Regions from separate parts of the Homo sapiens genome. Here region 2 is linked to region 1. Evidence: chromatin loops called from intact Hi-C (ENCODE). Cell type or tissue: GM12878. All regions are shown on one strand.

Region 1 (5,000 bases):
GGCCTCCCGTAGTGCTGGGATTATAAGTGTGAGTGCTCAGGCAGACTGGTTTCCTTCACTTAGTAATATGCCTTTAAGGTCCCTCCATGTCTTTTTGGCTTGATAGCTCATTTCTTTTTATTGCTAAATAATATTCCATTGTATGGATATGCCACAGTTTGTTTATCTATTTACCTGCCAAAGGAAATCTTGCTTGCTTTCAGTTTTAAACAATTATGAATACAGCTGCTATAAATGTTTATGTGCAGATTTTTGTATATAAATTTTCAACTCAATTGGGTAAATGCCTAAGAGTATGCTTGCTGAATCATATGGTAAGACTATGTTTAACTTTTTAAGAAACTGCCAGAATGTCTTCCAAAGTAGCTGTATTATTTTACATTCCCACCAGCAATGAGAGTTCCTTATTAGCATTCATTGTTTTGGATTTCAGTGGTTCTAATAGATGTGTAGTCATATTACATTGTTGTTTTAACTTGCATTTTCCTAATGACATATGATGTTAAGAACATTTTCATATGCTTATTTGCCACCTGTATATCTTCTTGGTAATATCTATTCAGATCTTTTGCCCATTTCTCAATCAGGTTGTTTGTTTACTTATTGTTGAGTTTTAAGAGTTCTTTGTATATTTTGGATACAAGTCCTTTATCAGATATGTGTTTTGCAAAATTTTCTCCTAGTCTGTGGCATGTCTTCTCATTCTCTTGACAGTGTCTTTCACAGAGAAGACTTTTCAAATATTTTAACAAAGCTCAACATCAACTTATTTATTCATGAATTGTGCTTTTGATTTACATCTAAAAACTCATTGCCAAGCCCAATGTCACCCAAATTTTCTCCTATGTTACTTTTTATTTTATGGAAGTTTTATAATTTTGCATTTTACATTTAGGTCTATGATCCACTTTGAGTTAATTTTCCTGAAAGGTGTCAGGTCTGTGACTAGAGTCATTGTTTTACATATGGATGTCCAATTATTACAGCCCTGTTTGTTGAAAAGACTATACCCTTTCTCCTCTGTTCCTTTGTTAAATGTTAGTTTACTATATTTATATGGATCTATATCTGGGCTGATCCATTAATCTGTTTGTTTATTCTTTCACTAGCACCATCCTCTCCCATTACTGTAGCTTTAGAGTAAGTCCTAAAGTCAGGTAGGGTCAGTCTTCTAGCTTTGTTGTTCTTCTTCATTATTGTATTGGCTCTCTGGGTCTTTTGCCTCTCCGTATAAATGTTACAGTCAGTTTGTCAATATCTAAAAAAAATAACTTGCTGAATTTTTATTAGGATTATATTGAATCTATAAGTCAAGTTGGGAAGAACTAATATTTTAACACTATAGTGTCTTCCTGTCCATGAACATGGAATATCTGTCCATTTATTTAGATCTTCTTTGCTTTCTTTTATTAGAATTTTTAATTTTTTCTCATTTAGATCATGTAGATATTTTCTGAGATTTATACCCAGATATTTCATTTTTTGGTGTTCTTTAGCATTAATTTCTTGATATATTTTTATATGTGATTTATTGAATTCTCAAAACAATTTCATGAGGTAGATACTATTATTATCTCCATTTTACAAATGACAAAACTGAGGTTCAAAGAGGTTAAATAACCTGCTGAATGTCACACAGCTAATTAGTGGTAAAACTGAGATTAAACACTAGTCCCTTGGATTCCAGAATACCTGCTGTTAACAACTAGGACAATGTATATGGAATACAGTCAACATGGAAGCACATACAAAAATCCACAGGGGATGCTGCTATTAAATTCTGGTTTGTTTTGGATTTACCTATGACGCATAAGTACAAGGAACTTACAGAGTTCTTTTTTCCCTCTCCAGAGACCAGAAGATCGGCCAGCCTTCTCCAGACTGCTGCGTCAACTGGCTGAAATTGCAGAATCAGGACTTTAGTAGAGACTGAGTACCAGGCCACGGGCTGCAGATCCTGAATGGAGGAAGGATATGTCCTCATTCCATAGAGCATTAGAAGCTGCCACCAGCCCAGGACCCTCCAGAGGCAGCCTGGCCTGTGGCATCAGTCCCTGAGTCACCATGGAAGCAGCATCCTGACCACAGCTGGCAGTCAAGCCACAGCTGGAGGGTCAGCCACCAAGCTGGGAGCTGAGCCAGAACAGGAGTGATGTCTCTGCCCTTCCTCTAGCCTCTTGTCACATGTGGTGCACAAACCTCAACCTGACAGCTTTCAGACAGCATTCTTGCACTTCTTAGCAACAGAGAGAGACATGAGTAAGACCCAGATTGCTATTTTTATTGTTATTTTTAACATGAATCTAAAGTTTATGGTTCCAGGGACTTTTTATTTGACCCAACAACACAGTATCCCAGGATATGGAGGCAAGGGGAACAAAGAGCATGAGTCTTTTTCCAAGAAAACTGGTGAGTTAAGTAAGATTAGAGTGAGTGTGCTCTGTTGCTGTGATGCTGTCAGCCACAGCTTCCTGCCGTAGAGAATGATAGAGCAGCTGCTCACACAGGAGGCCGGATATTCTGAGAAGCAGCTTTATGAGGTTTTACAGAGTATGCTGCTACCTCTCTCCTTGAAGGGAGCATGGCGAGACCCATTGGATGGATTGGGGTGAACAGTTCAGGTCCCATGCTTGGAGCATTGGGTATCTGATGTCTGCACCAGAACAAGAGAACCTCTGACGGTGGAGAACCATGTGGTGCAAGAAGAGATCTTAGGTCTCTTCTTTTATACCAAGCTCATCTTTTATACCAAGCTGTGCAGGTGACTATGCCTCCTCTTCTGCACAGAATGCTTCCACCAGCATCCTGAGAAGAAATGATTACTTCTGAAAAACATCCTTTTTTCCAGCCTCTGGGAATCAGCCCCCCCTCTCTGCACTATCCGATCCTCATCAACAGAGGGCAGCATTGTGTTGGTCAATGTTCCCTTGGCGAGCAATTGAAACTTGTTTAGGCCCTAGGGTTGAGCAATTTTAAGGTTGAGACTCCAAGTCTCCTAAAATTCTAGGAGAGAAATAAAGAGTCTGTTTTTGCTCAAACCATCAGGATGGAAACAGTCAGGCACTGACTGGGGTGCTTCCAAGAGGCATGAGAGTGCCTACTCTGGCTTGAGCACTTCTATATGCAAGGTGAATATGTACTGAGCTAGGAGACTTCCCTGCAAAATCTCTGTTCACCCTGGGTTCACATCCCCATGAGGTAATATTATTATTCCCATTTTACAAATAATGTAACTGAGGCTTTAAAAAGCCAAGACATCTGCCCAAAGTGATGGAACTAGAAAGTCTAGAGCTGGTATTCTAGCCCAAATCTGTCTGACCGCAATACACAGATTCTTTATTCCTATTCGACACTGGCTTCTACTGAAAATGAAACGGATTGCAGAGGGAATAAATACAAAGATGGAAAGCCAGTAAAGAAGTCAGTATAGAACCACTAGCGAATAGTGTTGCTCTGGCACAGACCACTGTGGTTGATGGCATGGCCCTCCAACTTGGAATAGGATTTTCCTTTTCCTATTCTGTATCCTTACCTTGGTCATGTTAATGACTTTGGAGTTATTCAGTTAATGACCCTTTAATTCTCACAACCAACCAGTCATGTTGCTTGAAGCCATTTATAGACGAGCTTCAAAGCAACTTTAAAAGATTCTTCTGTAGAAGTATGAGTTCTTCCTTTAATTATCATTCCAACTTTCAGCTGTAGTCTTCTTGAACACTTCATGAGGAGGGACATTCCCTGATATAAGAGAGGATGGTGTTGCAATTGGCTCTTTCTAAATCATGTGACGTTTTGACTGGCTTGAGATTCAGATGCATAATTTTTAATTATAATTATTGTGAAGTGGAGAGCCTCAAGATAAAACTCTGTCATTCAGAAGATGATTTTACTCAGCTTATCCAAAATTATCTCTGTTTACTTTTTAGAATTTTGTACATTATCTTTTGGGATCCTTAATTAGAGATGATTTCTGGAACATTCAGTCTAGAAAGAAAACATTGGAATTGACTGATCTCTGTGGTTTGGTTTAGAAAATTCCCCTGTGCATGGTATTACCTTTTTCAAGCTCAGATTCATCTAATCCTCAACTGTACATGTGTACATTCTTCACCTCCTGGTGCCCTATCCCGCAAAATGGGCTTCCTGCCTGGTTTTTCTCTTCTCACATTTTTTAAATGGTCCCCTGTGTTTGTAGAGAACTCCCTTATACAGAGTTTTGGTTCTAGTTTTATTTCGTAGATTTTGCATTTTGTACCTTTTGAGACTATGTATTTATATTTGGATCAGATGCATATTTATTAATGTACAGTCACTGCTAGTGTTCAAAATAAAAATGTTACAAATACCTGTTATCCTTTGTAGAGCACACAGAGTTAAAAGTTGAATATAGCAATATTAAAGCTGCATTTTAATAAATATGGTGCATAGGGCCTCGGTTCCATATTTATTTAAATCGCAAACTCTCAGAACTTTTCCTTAAGTAAAAATGGTTACATTGTTTCATTTTCCACAGACAATTAAAGATTACATATCATTGAACAACATTCATTCAACAAGTAAATATCAAACGTTCCTATGGTTCATGCACACAGTTCAGTGTATGCATCCTCATGAAAACAAAGATGGAAAAGTCATAGTCTTTACTTCTAAAAAATTCCTAGTCTGATTGAAAAGGAAAACATATGAAGAAATAAAATTATAATAGAACAATTAGGGCAACAACAAAAAACTGTGGTCAAAGAAGAGAAGAGCCCAGAATAAGTGATGGAATCTATCAGGGAAAGGATGACATCAAGGGAAACTTCTTAGAGCCCTGCTACTCAAAGTGTGGTCCCTGGACCAGCAGCAATAGCATCACCATGTTGTGAAAAATTCAGATTCTCAGGCTTCTTCCTCACCTACCGAGCAAGAATTGTCATTTTAACAAGATCTGCAGGTAATCGTATACACATTAAAGTTTAAGAAGCACTGTCGCGAGGATATACTGTCTAAGCCAGTTT
Region 2 (5,000 bases), 210 kb after region 1:
GCCCAGGTTTGTTATCTGGCACGTGGTGGTACAAATTTGTTGTGGTCATGCAAAGAAAGCCCCTAACTAGCGTAAGCACTCACTGAACATAATTATTTTTAGGTGGAGGCACGGTATATGGGTATAGCCCTGCAGTAGCGGAAGCACAGGGTTTGAAACAGTGGCCAATTCCAATATTTTAAAAGTGTGCAATTGTCCCCAGTGTGACTCTCTCACTGTGGTCTTCCCATCCAGGTTCCCTGCTCCACCTCTACTGCTCCTCCCAAGAAGTCCTGTGCCAGATTGTCAATGACCTCAGCCCTGAGGTGCCCAGCAATGCCACCTTTCACAGCTGGCAGGAAAGAATCAGGCAGAACTATGGCTTCTACATCGGCCTGGGCCTGGCATTCCTGTCTAGCTTCCTCATCGGCAGCAGCGTCATCCTCAAGAAGAAAGGCCTCTTGCGACTCGTGGCCACGGGAGCCACTCGAGCTGGTAGGTTCCTGGGCCAGGAGAGGATAGGGCCCAGGGCAGCTGAGCTCTCACAAGGTCCGGGGCTGTAGTCTAAGAGGATGGCCTCAGCAAGGTACAAAAGGCTCATTGTCAACCCTATCTGGAATCCCACCTGCCAACAGGGTTAGGGTTTAGGGTTATAAAGGAAGGCCTCCAATAGGAGGTCTCAGTTTAGAGAGCAAACAGGATGCCTTCCTTTAGAATCCAATCTTTCCTGAGACCTTCATGATGTGTTTATTAGAGGAGGGAAGGGACAAGTCTCAGGACCAAGAATCAGATATGCATGTCTGGTCTTGGTCTTACTTCCCACCAACGTCATCACAGGCAAGTCACAGCTTCTCTGCAAAATGGGAATAGATACTTCTGCTCAGAACAATGTCAGACGCTGGTGTGCCCTCACTTAGCATCCAATTGAGCTCCCTTCTGGGCTGCCAAAAAATGGTGAACTGTCTGACCCCAAGGGATTTGCTTGTTTGGAAAATAAGATGTTTTTCCGTGAAACAGTGCTTGAGAAAAGGAATCCTGTGCAAAATGACTCATTCATTTAATCACCATTTATCACATGCCTGCTGTATGCCAGGGACAATGCTAGACATGGGGATTCAGTGTCCTCGTGGAACCTTCAGTCAAGTGGAAGAGACAGATGAGTCAATAGGCAGTTGTTTTATCATGTGTTAAGTGCCATCATGGGGAAAACACAGCCTGCTATGGGGGAATATTTTGGAGGGGTGTGTAAAGCCCAGACTTGGGGGATTAGGGGAGGTTTCTCTAGAAGAGATGATCTCTAAACTGAGACCTAGATTATGAGGAGACAGCAAGGTAAAAGGGGAAATAGGGAGACAGTGTTCCAGGCAGAAGGAATAACACGTGCAAAGGCTCAGAGGTGAGAGAACTTGAGTGATACTAGAAATCGAAAGTCATTCAGAATGGCAGGAGCAGGAGGGGTGCATGGTGAGTGAAGGGCCAGCTCATGAAGGGTCTTGTAAATGGAAGTACAGAGGCTGAGTGCAATTGTTAAGTGACTGAAAGGTTTTAGGAAGGCGAGTGACACAGTCTAATTTGCAATTTGAAAAGATCCCTGGTTGCTGGGTGAAGAACGGATTAGGGGACAAGCCTGGAGCCTGGGAAACCAAGTAGGTGAGTGAAAGGACAGAACTTGAGCCCGGGAGACGGAAATGGGAATGGAGACAACTGGTGGATTCCAAAGCTAGTTTTTGAAGGTAGAATTTACCAGCTTTGATACAGACCGGCTTCAAGCAAGGGAGGAGGGGCGGGGGAAGGAGTCAAGGATGACTCATGCTTTTGACTTGAGCAACTGGGGTGATGAAAGTGCTATTTCTTGAGATGAAGAGTGTAGAAGGAGGGACAGGTTTATGGGAAGATGATGCATTCAAGTTTGGACACGTTCAATTTAATGTTTTTGTGGGATATTGCACTTAGGAAGCAGACTATTAGGGTTCTAATTCTGGCTCCTCAATTCCTGGTGATTCAATTCTGGGCAAGAAAAGTATCTATTTCTATGCCTCAGTCTTCTCATCTATAAAATGGAGATAAGAATAGTACCAGCCTAAAGGGTTATAAGAAAATGCAACATAGTTAGAATCATACCTAGCACAGAGTAGCACTAGTATTGGTATTACTGTTATCTCAGTGAAAGGTTCCCACAGTTAGAGGTACTAGTGCACAGACTAGCACTAGTATTGGTATTACTGTTATCTCAGTGGGAGGTTCCCACAGTTAGAGGTACAGGTCTAGAGCCCATGTGTGCTGCAAAATGAATAGCTGTGAGGTGCAGAGATGAAGTCAGGAACAATGGTCATTGCCATTCCACCCTTCACTTCTAGACAAGTGTTGGAAAGGCCAGAGACCTTCCAGAGTGCCAGGGAAATTTCTGCTTGTGTTCAGAGAAGGTATCATTGACCATTCAGAAAGACAACTTCCCTGGAATCCATTTTTTTCTCCAATCTACTATTTCAGTATCTTCTGTGATTTCAACCCTTAGAGTAAAATGTTCTCAGAGTTCTTAACATTTATGGGAAATTCTGACCTTTTTAGGAACCTAATGAAAATAGGACACCTCTTCCTTAGAAAAGTGGGCATTCCCAAAAGCAACATAAATTTTTGGATTTTTATGAAACTGTCTCAAACCCATCTATCATCATCCATTATTATCATCATCGTTGTTGCTAATGTTACTGAGTATTGACTACGTGCCAGGTCCTGAACAAAGCAGACACAATTCCTGGCTTTGTGGAGCTTCCATTTTACTGGGGGAAATGTCATAAAATAAGAAGATCAACTAAAATTAAGAACAACAATGCCATGAAAGAGAAGAGCTGGGTGTTATGAGAGAACCCCAGCTGGGCACAGTCACTCACACCTGTAATCCCAGCACTTTGGGAGGCTGAGGTGTCAGGATCACTTGAGTCCGGGAGTTTGAGACCAGCCTGGGAAACATAGCAAGACCCCCATCTGTACAGAAAATTTTTTTCAATTAGCCAGGCATGGTGGCATATGACTAGTCCCAGCTACTCAGGAGGCTGAGGTGGGAGGATCCCTTGAGCCCAGGAGTTTGAGGCTTCATTGAGCTATGATCATGCCACTGCACATTCCAGCCTGGGTGACCGAGGGAGACCCTGCAGTGGAGGAGGGAGGGAAGGAAAAAGGTAAGGAAGAAAGGAGGGAGGAGGGAGGGAAGGAAGAGAGAGAGAAAGGAAGGAAGGAAAGGATGGTGGGAGGGAGGGAGAGAAGGAACTCCAACAGGAAATAATAGAAATCAGGGAGTCAGGGATGGCATCGTAGGGGAAGCAACATTCACACAGCAACCTGTAGAGTGAGTGTAAGTTTAGGCAAATAATAGAGTATTCTGGACACAGGGAAAGCATGTGCAAAGGCCTCGAGGCAGAAAAGAGCTCATCGTTTTTGGAGAGCTAAGAGAGAGGAGAAGAGTGGCAGGAGATGCACTTGGACAGGTGAGCAGGGCCAAAAGTATGCATGCTCTTGTTAAGGATTCTGGTCTTTATCCTGAGAGCACTCAGAAGCCATTGCCAGCCATAAGTTGCGGAGTGACATAATCTGATTTGCATTCTTAAAAGACGACTGGCTGCCATGAAAAGAAAAATAGGTTATTAAAGGGCCAAGAGTGGAACCAGAGTAACTATGAAGGAGGCTGTTGCCTCAACCTGAAGCAGGGATAACAGTGCCTTCGTGTAGCAGGTGGCAGCGGAGTGGACACATGCGAGATCTTTTTGGAGACAGAGTTATCAGGATGGACTGGATGCAGAAGGAGGGAGAGAAGAGTCAAAGAGCAATTCCCTGGTTTCTGGCTTAAGCAACTGGATAAATGAGAGTGCCACTTACTATGTTTCATTTGGCAGGTGGGTGGGGAACATTTAAAACCAAGAGCTCCATTTAGGACAGAAATTGAGATGCCTGTGAGGAATCCAAGAGGAGATGTGAAGTAAGCAGTTGGATATACACCTGGACTCAGAAGGAAGGTCCAGGCTACAGATATAGAGGCATCAGATATAGATGGTATTTAAAACTTTAGGAACAAATGAACCCACCCAGGAGAAGGCCCAGAACCAAGCCTCAAGGAGCAGCCCTTAGAGGCCGGGGAGTGAGCAGAGAGTTAGGAAAGGTACCTGAGAAAGTGTGGCCAAGTTCCATCCTAACTTTGTGTCCATTCCCTCCACAGTGGATGGAGGCTTCGGCTACCTGAAAGATGCAATGTGGTGGGCTGGATTTCTCACCAGTAAGTGGGTTGTTTGTTACTAATAACAGTGGCCTATTGATAGCAGGGCTGGAGACAAAGGGAGGGGTGGGTAGGGCATTTTTGTCTCTAGTATGGCAAGTGTGAATCTGAGGCCCAGATTCCCAGGGGAAAACCTTGACAACCTTTACAGGGAGAACATCTTACCATCAAAGTCAGTCTTCATCCATGAAGCGTCTACTCCCAGAGAGGTTTGCACAGAGCTGGCAACCATGAAGGTGTATTTTCTCAACTTGCCTTTAAACATAGCTCGATAATATCACTGCCTGTTGGTAGTGGACTCTTGACTTCTACATGGTAGAAGCTGGAACTCCTAGGCCAACTTCCCCCAGTCCGCAGGCAGTTAATGTGTTGGCCCACTTAGAACATAGCTGGTCCGTTACTTAAAGTTTGCCCAAATTTGCATACTCACACATTTCCCCCACTTTCCACCCACCCTCTCCTGCTATCAAACCCTGACTCTTTTAGGTGGAAAATTAACCAGGTTTCCATTCATAATCCCCTATGTCAAGTTTTGATCCTCGTCTCAGCCAGAGCTATCCCAGTGACCATCTGCTTTTAAAGGGGAGACCCAGGTGGTTCTCTATCAGCAGAGAGATGGAAAAAGACACTTTTCTGATAACCACACACAGCTATCACATATTGAGGGTTTACTGTCTGCTAAACTTTCTAAGTGTTATCCTGTGTATTAACTCAGGAGTTTACAAACTGGAAACTCAGATAGAGAGAAAGAACT

Evidence for each region. Peaks named below come from ENCODE experiments on the same cell type or tissue, not always from the same donor. Only the 100,000 strongest peaks of a DNase experiment are listed, where the experiment ranks them.
Region 2: it touches region 1 in a loop (1.9-fold over the local background); 15 of 110 quality-filtered maps call a loop at or near these places.

The regions. Positions count from the first base shown.
Region 1 is chr5:157,250,756-157,255,755 of GRCh38, forward strand. It overlaps ITK (IL2 inducible T cell kinase), which reads left to right. Exons shown (of 17, transcript NM_005546.4): 17 at 1,852-4,430. The coding sequence ends at 1,923. Among named protein-coding and RNA genes, the nearest start is that of CYFIP2, 13 kb to the right of the region's middle. RefSeq lists enhancers at 2,231-2,290, 2,681-2,730. In GM12878, a CTCF peak has its summit at 2,913 (motif pointing right); DNase peaks (open chromatin) are centred at 2,186 and 2,478; H3K4me3 peaks cover 575 bases; H3K27ac peaks cover 937 bases.
Region 2 is chr5:157,462,860-157,467,859 of GRCh38, forward strand. It overlaps NIPAL4 (NIPA like domain containing 4), which reads left to right. Exons shown (of 6, transcript NM_001099287.2): 2 at 235-474; 3 at 4,190-4,246. Among named protein-coding and RNA genes, the nearest start is that of NIPAL4, 5.1 kb to the left of the region's middle. In GM12878, no CTCF peak of the experiment used is centred here; DNase peaks (open chromatin) are centred at 1,772 and 2,172; H3K4me3 peaks cover 382 bases; H3K27ac peaks cover 1,228 bases.